Regions from separate parts of the Homo sapiens genome. Here region 1 is linked to region 2. A link is a contact called in ENCODE Hi-C data. All regions are on one chromosome and are shown on one strand. The core of a region is the stretch at or near the end of the contact, and the rest is flanking DNA. Distances in the headings are between cores, read along the strand shown. Region 1 holds the start of FAM238B (family with sequence similarity 238 member B). Region 2 has its middle 23 kb from the start of LINC02673.

Region 1 (5,098 bases), core at 2,316-4,815, 680 kb after region 2:
TAAACAATTATAGGTATTGTGTCCAGATTTTTGCACACTCACCTTATAGAAGCCTCATAGAAACACTCTGTTTTAAGTTACAAGCATTTTGCCATGGTTTTTACACACTTACCTTATGGAAGCTTCATAGCAATCACATCTTATATAGATGAGAAAACTGAGGCTCTTCTCAAGTTAAGCAGTATCCGTTGCCACCCTACCTGGGGTATCTTCTGGTTGCCAATGTACTGCTGTCAGGTCTGTCACTGGATCCCAAATTCGACTGGGCAGGCTCCAAAGCAGTGGAGTCTGGTAGTACTGCCACCTCCACCTCGTGGATCGCAGAGCTGCAGGACGGCTTCACCCACCGCACCCTGAGATAGCCCCGCTTGTGGCTGGTATTGGGGGACAGCGTGTTCAGGGCTCCTCTGCTCCTGTATATCACAGCCTGCGCCTTCTCTGTCTGCACACTGGTAGACATCAGAGCCACAGGCTGGCTCTGCAGAACCCTTCTGCCAGCCCTGACTGGGGCTGACTTTGGTGCACTTGTGACAGTTCAGTGTGGTCCCCATGCGGCACCCCTGCTCTTCTCAGGCAGCTTGGACCTTCGCTTGCCCCCAAGTCTGCAGAGCTCAACAACTATTGCCTCTTCCTTGCAAAGGCATGTCTGGCACAGGCAGCCCTGGGCCATGGGGCGGCACTGTGCTAGCAACCTGCACCCTACACCCTGCCTCACCCCCATATCCTGAGCTGATTAGTCTGCTAAGAAAAACCTGCCAACATCTCTGGTTTATTTTAGGAGGGCCTGGGGGCAACAAGCCTGAGAGCTGTGACTGGGGGAGGAGAGAGCACAAACGGATTCATCCTCCTTCTGCCACTGCCCAACAATTGAAGACCACCAACTGAAGAGAAACAACTGAGGGTACCAACTGAGTGCACTAACCGAAGGCAACCAATGTGGGCATCCACTGAAGGCCACCAAGTGAAGGCCAGTTGCCCTGCCAACCAGACCACATCCTGGTTCAGAGGAAACAATCAGGTCCAGAATCCCCTGCATGCATCCCCACAATCCTGGAACTTGAGAGCACAGGCATATGGCTCACAAGGCCCTGCCCTGCCAGCAGCCCCGCCCCACCTTTCATTCATGCTGGCTGCTAGGACCTTTCAGGTTTCTCACTGTGATGAAGTTCCTAGGGATCATCACCTTACAATGAATGATGCTAAAATTACTGAAACCAAATCTGCCTCATGCAGTGTCTGAGATTCATAGAACCGCCATTTCTCCATAATCTCTGAAACATCAACAAACTAGAAATAAGAGAGATTTCTGCAGGTGCTTTCAGAAAAAACATTGCCATGAGCTAAGCCTACTCTCTAATTCAAGTTATATTTCATATGTATACATATATATCCCATTCACATATATTTGATTTACATTTTTGAAAATGACACACATGTTCAATCAAATTAGCAAGACTAACAGGAGAAATTTTCTAACATTTACACACTACATCACATTTTTCTAATGATCACTTTGACAAAGCAGCTTAGAATCTATGGTTTCAACAAAGCAAGAGGCTTACGTAACAGAAAACCACCACAAAATACAAGATTTTCAATGTGATCATCATTGCTACTGTTAACTAGAAATTACCCAGTAAATGCATTGTGAACTGCTTTGTGACTATGGTGATTTATCTAGTCTTTCTGATCATTGGTTTGATTGTCTAAGAAATAGGAGTATCCCTAATTTTATAAACTTGGTCTAAAAATTTGTGGTCTAAAAAGGAGAGAAAGATAATCCACTTTATCCACATATTGAACACTTACAAAATAGTAGACATTTTGTCCAGACTTTTACACACTTACCTTATAGAAGCCTCATAATAACCCTCTCTTTTAAATTACAAGCATTTTGCCATGGTTTTTACACACTTACCTTATGGAAGCCTTACAACAATCACATCTTCTATAGATGAGCAAACTGAGGCTCAGATGAGTTAAAAACACATTCACCATCACATCATAAAGAGTGATGGAAGTGGTATTCAAATCCAGTTTTCTCTAACGCCAAAAATGGTGCAATTTAAGGAGGACCAAATTATACCCAGAACATGGAGAGATGAGAACATGTGGATTCTCTTTTCTAACCCCTTGTGTGTGAATTTCAGTGGCTTGCACTGCCTCAGGACAATCCTAAACTCCCTCCCAGGTTTTCTTGCAGTGGTTCCCTTTTCCTTGAGGATGATGAGGAATCTGCATATTTAGACCACAAGCATCACCTTTTAACAGGTGTGGTGATCACGAAATGAAATTTGCTAGGCCATATGTTACTAAGTGTGAATTGTCCAGCTTCTCTGCAATAAATAAAGGGGCTATTCCATGTAAAAAATCACATCATCCACTAAATTTGTGCAGAAAGATTTGGAACTATGCTGCAGGAGCATCTTACTGACAGCTGTGCAGGAAGACCAGGCAAAACACACAAAGCAGGAGCAGCTCCCAAGGCCAGGTGTGGTGGTTCTTGCCTGTCATCCCAACAAAGCGGGAGGCCAACGTGAGTGAATCACTTGAGGCCAGGGGTTTGAGACCAGCCTGGGCAACACAGTGAGACCCTGTCTCTATGAGAAATCATTTTTTATTATTAGAATCAAGAAGAGTACCTCTAACCCTCAGCCATTACTTTAGGAGAGAGAGCTCTGCTCTACAACGAAAAATATGAAATTGGGAGTCCCAATGTGGCTACTTAAGTTTAAATACAAGAGCTGTCGCATATTTCCTCTACCGTAATGAAATCTGTAGCATACATTTTGTAATCTGAAGTCTTAGTTTTGACCAGCCTAAGAAAAGAAGAAGAGGGCCCAGAAGTGGGCATTTGGACAGGGCAAGGGAAAGTAACCAGCTGGATGCAACAGGGAAAGAACAATGGATGGGGAGTGGAATCAGAGCAAGTCCTCCTGCTTGGGGCCTGGGCCTAGGAAAGCAAACTAGAGGCAGGAGGGAGGAGCCCTAGGCTGTGGGTGCCTCTGGGGGGAACCATGGGTGAGCAACTGCCAAAGGAGCTCCTAAGGCCAAGCGGTATCTGTAGTCTCCCTACCTTTTGGCGTCTTCTGGTCGTCATGACTCCTGAATCAGACGGGGCAGGCTCCAAAGCAGTGGACTCTGGCGCTACTCCCACCACCACCTCGTGGATCGCAGAGCTGCAGGACTGCTCCAAACACCGCATCCTGAGCTGGCCCCGCTTGGGGTGGCATTAAGGGACAGCTTGTTCCGGGTGCCTCTGCTCCTCTGTGCTGGGGTCTGCGCCTCTGCTGGCCGCCGACTCATAGATGTCAGAGCCTCAGGACGGCTCTGCAGAAGCCCTGTGAGGGCCCTGAGTGGGGCTGGCCTTGGTGCACATGCGACAAGTCAGCGTGGTCCCCATGGGGCACCTCTGCTCTTCTCAGGTCGCTTGGTCCTTCCTTGCCCCGACACCTGCAGAGCTGAGCACCTGCCACCTCTCCTCAGGAAAGGCAACCGAATGCCACCAACTGAAAGCACCCACTGAAGGCACTAACTGAAGGCCGGTTGCCCTGCCAACCAGATCGCATCCTGCTTAGGAGGAACCAATCAGGCCTTGAGTTCCCTCCACGCACCGCCCTTCCGTTTATGACGTGGAAGTCCAAGCACTGGCTCACAAGGCCCCGCCCCCACAGCGACCCCGCCCCCACGGCAGCCCCGCCCCCACAGCGGCCCCATCCCCACAGCAGCCCGCCCCACCTTCCATTTATTAGTAGCTGGTAGCAACTTTCAGATTTCCTCACTGTGAATTATGAATATGAATTATGCGCAAATTACTGTACACTAATGTGCCTCATGCAGTATCTGACATTCAAACATCCCCTTGGCCCCGTTGTGACTGATTTTTTTTGGAAACTAGAAATAATACAGATTTCAGCAGGTGTTTTCAGAAGAAAACATTGCCATGAGCTGAGATTACTGTATGATGTCAAGTCTTATTTCATATATCAATACATATTCACATTCATAATCCAAAACGCACATATTCAATCAAATTAACAAGACTAACAGTGGAAATTTTCTAAAATTTATACACTAAGTGCATCACATTTTTCTAATGAACACTTTTATAGAGCAACTTAGACTCTATGGTTTCCACAAATGAAGAGGCTCGTGGAAGAGAAAACCACCACGTAATACAAGATTTTCAATGTGATCATCATTGCTACTTTTAAGTAGCAATTACCCAGTAAATATATTGTGAACTGCTTTGTGAGTATGGTGATTTATTTCAACTTGTTGGTCCTTTGATTATCTTAAAAATAGGAATAATGCCAATTGTATAAACTTGTTCTAAAAATAAAAGGAGAGAAAAATAATCCTCCACCTTCATATATTGTACAATTACAAAATTAAAGGCATTGTGTCCAGATTTTTACACACTTACCTTATTGAAGCCTCATAACAACCTGTCTTTTAAATTACAGGCATTATTCCCAGATTTTTACACACTAAACTAATACAAGCCTCATAAGAATCACTTCTTTTACAGATGAGCAAACTGAGGCTCAGAGGATTTAAAAACTCATTCACCATCACTTTGTAGTGAGTGTTGGAACTGGGATTCAAATCCAATTCTCTCTGACCCCAAAGGTGGTGCACCTTCATGAAGACCCAATTATACCCTCCACATGGAGGGATCAAGACATGTGGATTCCCTTGCTCTGCCTTCTTATGGGTGAATTTCAATGGCTTTCACGGCCTCAGAACAATCCTAAACTCCCTCCCTGGTTGCCTGCAGTGGACATCACTTCTTCTTTTTTATGATTAGGAATCTGCATCTTTGGACCACAAGCATCTATAAACAGTTGTTTTGATCAAGAAACAAAATTTTCTAGGCCTTAGGTTACTAACTGTGAATTGTCTAGCTTCTCTGCAGTAAACAAAAGGCTCTTCCATGTAAAAATATCACAGGATTGTGTAGAAAGGTTTGGAACCATACTGCAGGAGCATCTTACTGACAGCTGTGCAGGAAGATTAGCCAAAACACACAAAGCTAGAGCACCTCCAAAGGCCAGGTGTGGTAGTTCCTGCTTATCATGCCAGCAAAGTGGGAGGC
Region 2 (4,733 bases), core at 1,226-3,725:
ACTAAAAACCCCAGAGAAATCTCAGGAAGATCAGTACTGGCAACATTAAATTCTTTAGAATTCAGTTTTGCATAAGACTATGAAATCCACAAAAACTTCTAACCTTTCACTGCAAATGTTTGAACCTATTCTCTCAATAAATGTTCTTACCAGAGTAAGATAATTCGGATAATTTATTGATCATTTATCTAGTAACGTCAGGATGAGACGTTTTACACAGTACTGTGAACCAAGACGCAGTAATGCATAGGATTATTTATTTATTTATTTGGAGACAGACAGTGCCTCACTCTTTCATCCAGGCTGGACTGCAGTGGCACGATCACAACTCACTGCAGCCTCGAACTCTCGAACTTCTGGGCTCAAGCAACCTTCCCCGCCTCAGCCTCCTGAGTAGCTAGGGCTACAGGTACACACCACCACACCTGGCTAATTTTATTTTGTAGAGACAGGGTCTTGCTTATGTTGCCTAGGCTGGTCTCGACATCCTGGCCTCAAGCGATCCTCCCACCTCGGTCTCCCAAGGTTCTTGGATTACAGGTATGACCCACTGTGCCTGGCCTGGTATTATATTTACAATTTCTTTGGCTATAAAACCTGGTACTATTGTAGATATTATGTTTTAAATACTACCATCAATACGGCAAGAAAATGTCTTCGAGGGTAGCTAACACTCCAACATCAAAACGACAACCTTGATCACTTTCAGTTACACATAGGCCATTTTTATACATCTGTACTGGCTCTTTTCATTTGTCTAAGGGCAGCAAAATAGACTAAAGTTGTTTTCAGACTGCATAAGAGAAGTCTGTTCTTTAGCAGTTACCTGCACAATTCACATAATGTTTTTAACTTCCTCAACTCATGCTTGGCCTAGTTGTGTCAAAAGAACTACTTGTGAATTCCATATGTCCAATTGGTAGGTTACTGTTTTTTCTCAAGAGTTTAGCTATACAGTAATGTTGAAAGTCTTGAGGAACTTCATCTGCTGACCCTACTTAGCCTTGCAATACTACAGCACCTTTTTATTTATTTATTTATTAAAGACAGAATCTCGTTTTGTCACCTAGACTAGAGTGCAGTGGCGCAATCTCGGCTCACTGCAACCTCTGCCTCCTGGGTTCAAGCAATTCTCTTGCTTCAGCTTCCCAAATAGCTGGGAATACAGACATGCACCACCATGCCCAGCTAATTTTTGTATTTTTGGTAGAGGTTTAGTAGAGGTTTCACCATGTTGGCCAGGCTTGTCTGGAACTCCTGACCTAAAGTGATCCACCCCTCTCGGCCTCCCAAAGTGCTGGGATAACAGGCGTGAGCCACCCCACCTGGCCTACAGCATCATTTTAAAAGCAACATTTTCTGTTTTAATGTGGCCAAGCAATCTCTATATGAAAATGGCCTGACAAAATTGTGTAGTGCCATACTTGCCAACTGTGTGAGCTTGAGTGTGATACTTATTTGACAATATGGTATTTCCTCTATGTGTTTCCTTATCTTTAAAAAATAAAAAAAGGACAAATGATAATGTCTTAGTCATAGGATTGTCAAGTACAATCTGAGTGCTTATTGCTACACTCTACTTGGCAAATTATACCTGTTGGATGTTTCTTAACATATAAACCTAATCTAAACCAGGTAAGCTACAGGTACTTATTAACAATCTTTGCTTGTAAAGCACTTTGCATATTTTTACATACTATTCTTCAAGATGCAAAAAACACCATCAAACTGGCTTATTTTCTCAGATGTCTTTACATGGTCTATGATGTCTTCATTCCATAAAAAAACCCACACGATTAAATATGAAATTAATGTACCCAGCTATGAGGCTATCGCATTCTTTAATGCAAGAAGAATAAGAAAATACATGAATCAGAGAACTGCAGTTACGTACTTGCTGGTCTGTTTCCTCATTAGAGTGAATTTTTTGAGGACTAAATTGCATTTCTGTATCTCTAATGCTTACCCATTATCTCACTGGCTCTGTGTGTTTGAGTGCATGCGCTGAGTCCTTAATTATATCACTTATTTTCTGTTAGAAACACGCTGTCTCTCAGCACCGGAACAGCACCCGTAGATCTGGCCTTGGAGCTAAGGAAAGAAGGTCTCTCTAACCCATAAGGGGTACCAATCCTGTACAGACCCCGATATCTCCCGGGCTGGGTACACGCAGGTTCACACCCAGGTGTGAGCGAGATTGCCAAACTATACCTATAAGGCATTCAGAGGAGAGAGTCCAAAAGTCGAGAGAACGGACTAATTTAGCTAATTTCACAATAGCCCTGATCGTGGTCGGACTTGTTCCTAGGAAGATGCGAGAGGCTGGCCCTTCCTTCAAGAGCAGATTGCAAAAGGCAGCAGACCAAGTCAAGGCAGGTCACTGCCAAGAGAAGCAGAAGCGGAAACCATCGCCTCTGGCTTAGGCTGCAGAGCGGGAACCCGATTCTCTGAGTCATGTTTCTACCTAAACACGGAGAACAAAAGAGTTAGTGACTGTAAGGGTGGCGCGCCGTGCTATTTCTTGCTACTGAATGGTCCCCACTGGGACATTTTTGCTATGATTGCAGGCGTGGCCAGTGCCCCTGCACGGATTCCGGGAAGGGGTGGGGATAGGAGGTTCGCCCCGGGGAAGGTCACGCTCGGCGGACCCCGGGCTGGGCCTCCCCTCGCCCCTGCCCCGCCGCCTCCCCAGAGCGGCCGCTGTCCCCGCTGGCTGCGGACGGGCGGGCGCCAGAGGTCCCCAGTGCTGGCAGCCTGGTCGCACGCGGGGAAGAGCGAACCGCGGCCCTGGGCGCGGCCGAAGCGCCACTACTGTCTCCTCAAACTATATCTTTTCTTCAAATAAGGAGGAAATTCTTTCGCAAGACAAATAATGAGAAAAACACACTCAAAAATCACATTGAATCAGTGTTTGAAAGGAAGACAGAAAATACTCAGTTTGACTAAACTGTGTATAAAATACCACCTTGTTTAGTTATTTTAGGCAATACCAAACCTTTGTTTTAACCAATTAAAAAAAATCTTGGCCCAGTATGGTGGCTCTCGCCTGTAATCCCAGCACTTTGGGAGGCCAAGGTGGCTGGATCTCTTGAGCCCAGGAGTTTGAGACCAGCCTGGGTAATGTGGCAAAACCCTGTTTCTACAAAACAAAATTCAAAACTAAGCCAAGTGTGGTGACATGCACCAGTAGTCCTAGCTACTCAGGAGGCTGAAGTGGGAGGATCCCTTGAGCCTAGGAGGCGGAGGTTGCAGTGAGCCGCTGGACTCCAGCCTGGGCGACAGAGCCAGACCTTGTCTCAAAAGAAAAAATATATATATTGGCTGGGCACATGGTTCATGCCTGTAATCTCAGTACTTTGGGAGGCAAAGAGGGGAGGATCGCTGGATCCCAGGAGTTTGAGACCAGGCTGGGCAGCGTAGCAGGACCTCATCTCTAAAAAAACAATAATAATAAAATAGCCAGGCACGGTGGTGCACACCTGTTTTCTTTTCCTTTGCAGCACTTATCTCCTAATATTCGATATAACTTATTTGTTTTGTTAATTTGTCTCTCCTACTAGACGTAAGCATCTTGCGGCCACAATTATTTTTCCTGGTTTTTTTTTGTTGTTGTTGTTGTTTCCATTGCTGTGCCCTTAGCACTTAGAACAGTGTCTGGCACACAATGAGCACCTAAGTACTCAATAAATATTTAATAAATATTTGTTGAATGCATGAACTCTGCAGGGAAAAACAGGTACAAACCTGATAGAGACAAGGGTGGGAGCAAGATGGCTTAATGAATATCATTTTATATCACTTTGATTTTGAACTATATAACTGTATTACCAATATATTTTTAAATTAAGGAAACCATAGATGGAATGTAAAATTTTTATCTTTATTGAAACAATATTTTTGCTACCGGGGTTAATAAAATCACTATATACCTTGACTTCCATCTGGAATCTTGTTGTACTGAAAACAGGGTCAATTTTAGATTGGAGGAGTTGGGGGAGAGGAAGGGTAGGAAGAGAAATATATTTTGTCTTCCAGCAAATACATTAGAGACACAGAAATGTTTAAAATGTTGTCCCTGGCTTCCAGGAGCTCAATGACTAGTAGTTGGATCAATCAGTATTTAACGTTCAATATAATACTAATGTACTCAGAATATTATTCTTGCTTATTCATATATATACATATGATATTTCAATTTAAGCAATTATAAACATTGCAAATTTTTCTATTTATTCTTTATTGCTGCATTAAAAAAAAAGCAACCATGTTCCTTTTTCTCTTCAGTCGAAATTCAGAATAAGAGACCACGCAGTAGATAGACAGAGATTAAAATATCAGCTTACTACGGATAAAAGCTAGCCTGGAGAATATGGCTCAGGCGGTAGATAAAGAGGCATGATGATATGTTACATGCAAATGAATATCAATCAACTGTTGGAGCAAAATAAAAACTGTACTAACAGTTATGCAAAGATTCAGAGAATATATCACCTATCCATCCTGTTTGGGCAAAACACTTAAGAAAATAATCAAGACAGGGACTTGAAGATGGAACCATGAAAAAAGGGTGGTGGTGAGCAGAGAAATGGGGGAGTGTCAAAGGCAAAGACACTTTAAACAGAACAGATACACTTCAAGGGAAAAACTAATAATCTGAAGTTCAAAATATTAAACTATCTCAGCAAAATCTAGCAGCTACGTAACTAGATGCAAAACATAAAAACATTCTAAAG

Evidence for each region. A loop is a pair of places that touch in the nucleus more often than their neighbours do. Pooled maps may share reads with other maps.
Region 1: a map of thyroid gland shows a loop between it and region 2 (7-fold over the local background). The contact joins the promoter of FAM238B here to the enhancer-like site in region 2. A Hi-C loop is called at or near these places in 1 of 168 maps with a recorded cell type or tissue (thyroid gland), 1 of 37 single-sample maps with no recorded cell type and 7 of 50 pooled maps.

What each region holds. Positions count from the first base shown.
Region 1 is chr10:26,641,575-26,646,672 of GRCh38, reverse strand. FAM238B (family with sequence similarity 238 member B) reads right to left here and starts at 3,565. Exons shown (of 5, transcript NR_026794.1): 1 at 1-3,565. LOC105376461 (a long non-coding RNA gene) reads right to left here. Exons shown (of 4, transcript XR_930764.2): 4 at 3,715-5,098.
Region 2 is chr10:27,317,818-27,322,550 of GRCh38, reverse strand. It overlaps the pseudogene ODAD2P1. Among named protein-coding and RNA genes, the nearest start is that of LINC02673, 23 kb to the left of the region's middle. Within about 2 kb of position 2,475, at least 14 of the 41 ENCODE cell types and tissues checked have a DNase peak (open chromatin) inside an H3K27ac peak, as active enhancers do; they include thyroid gland, where a contact is called at or near this core.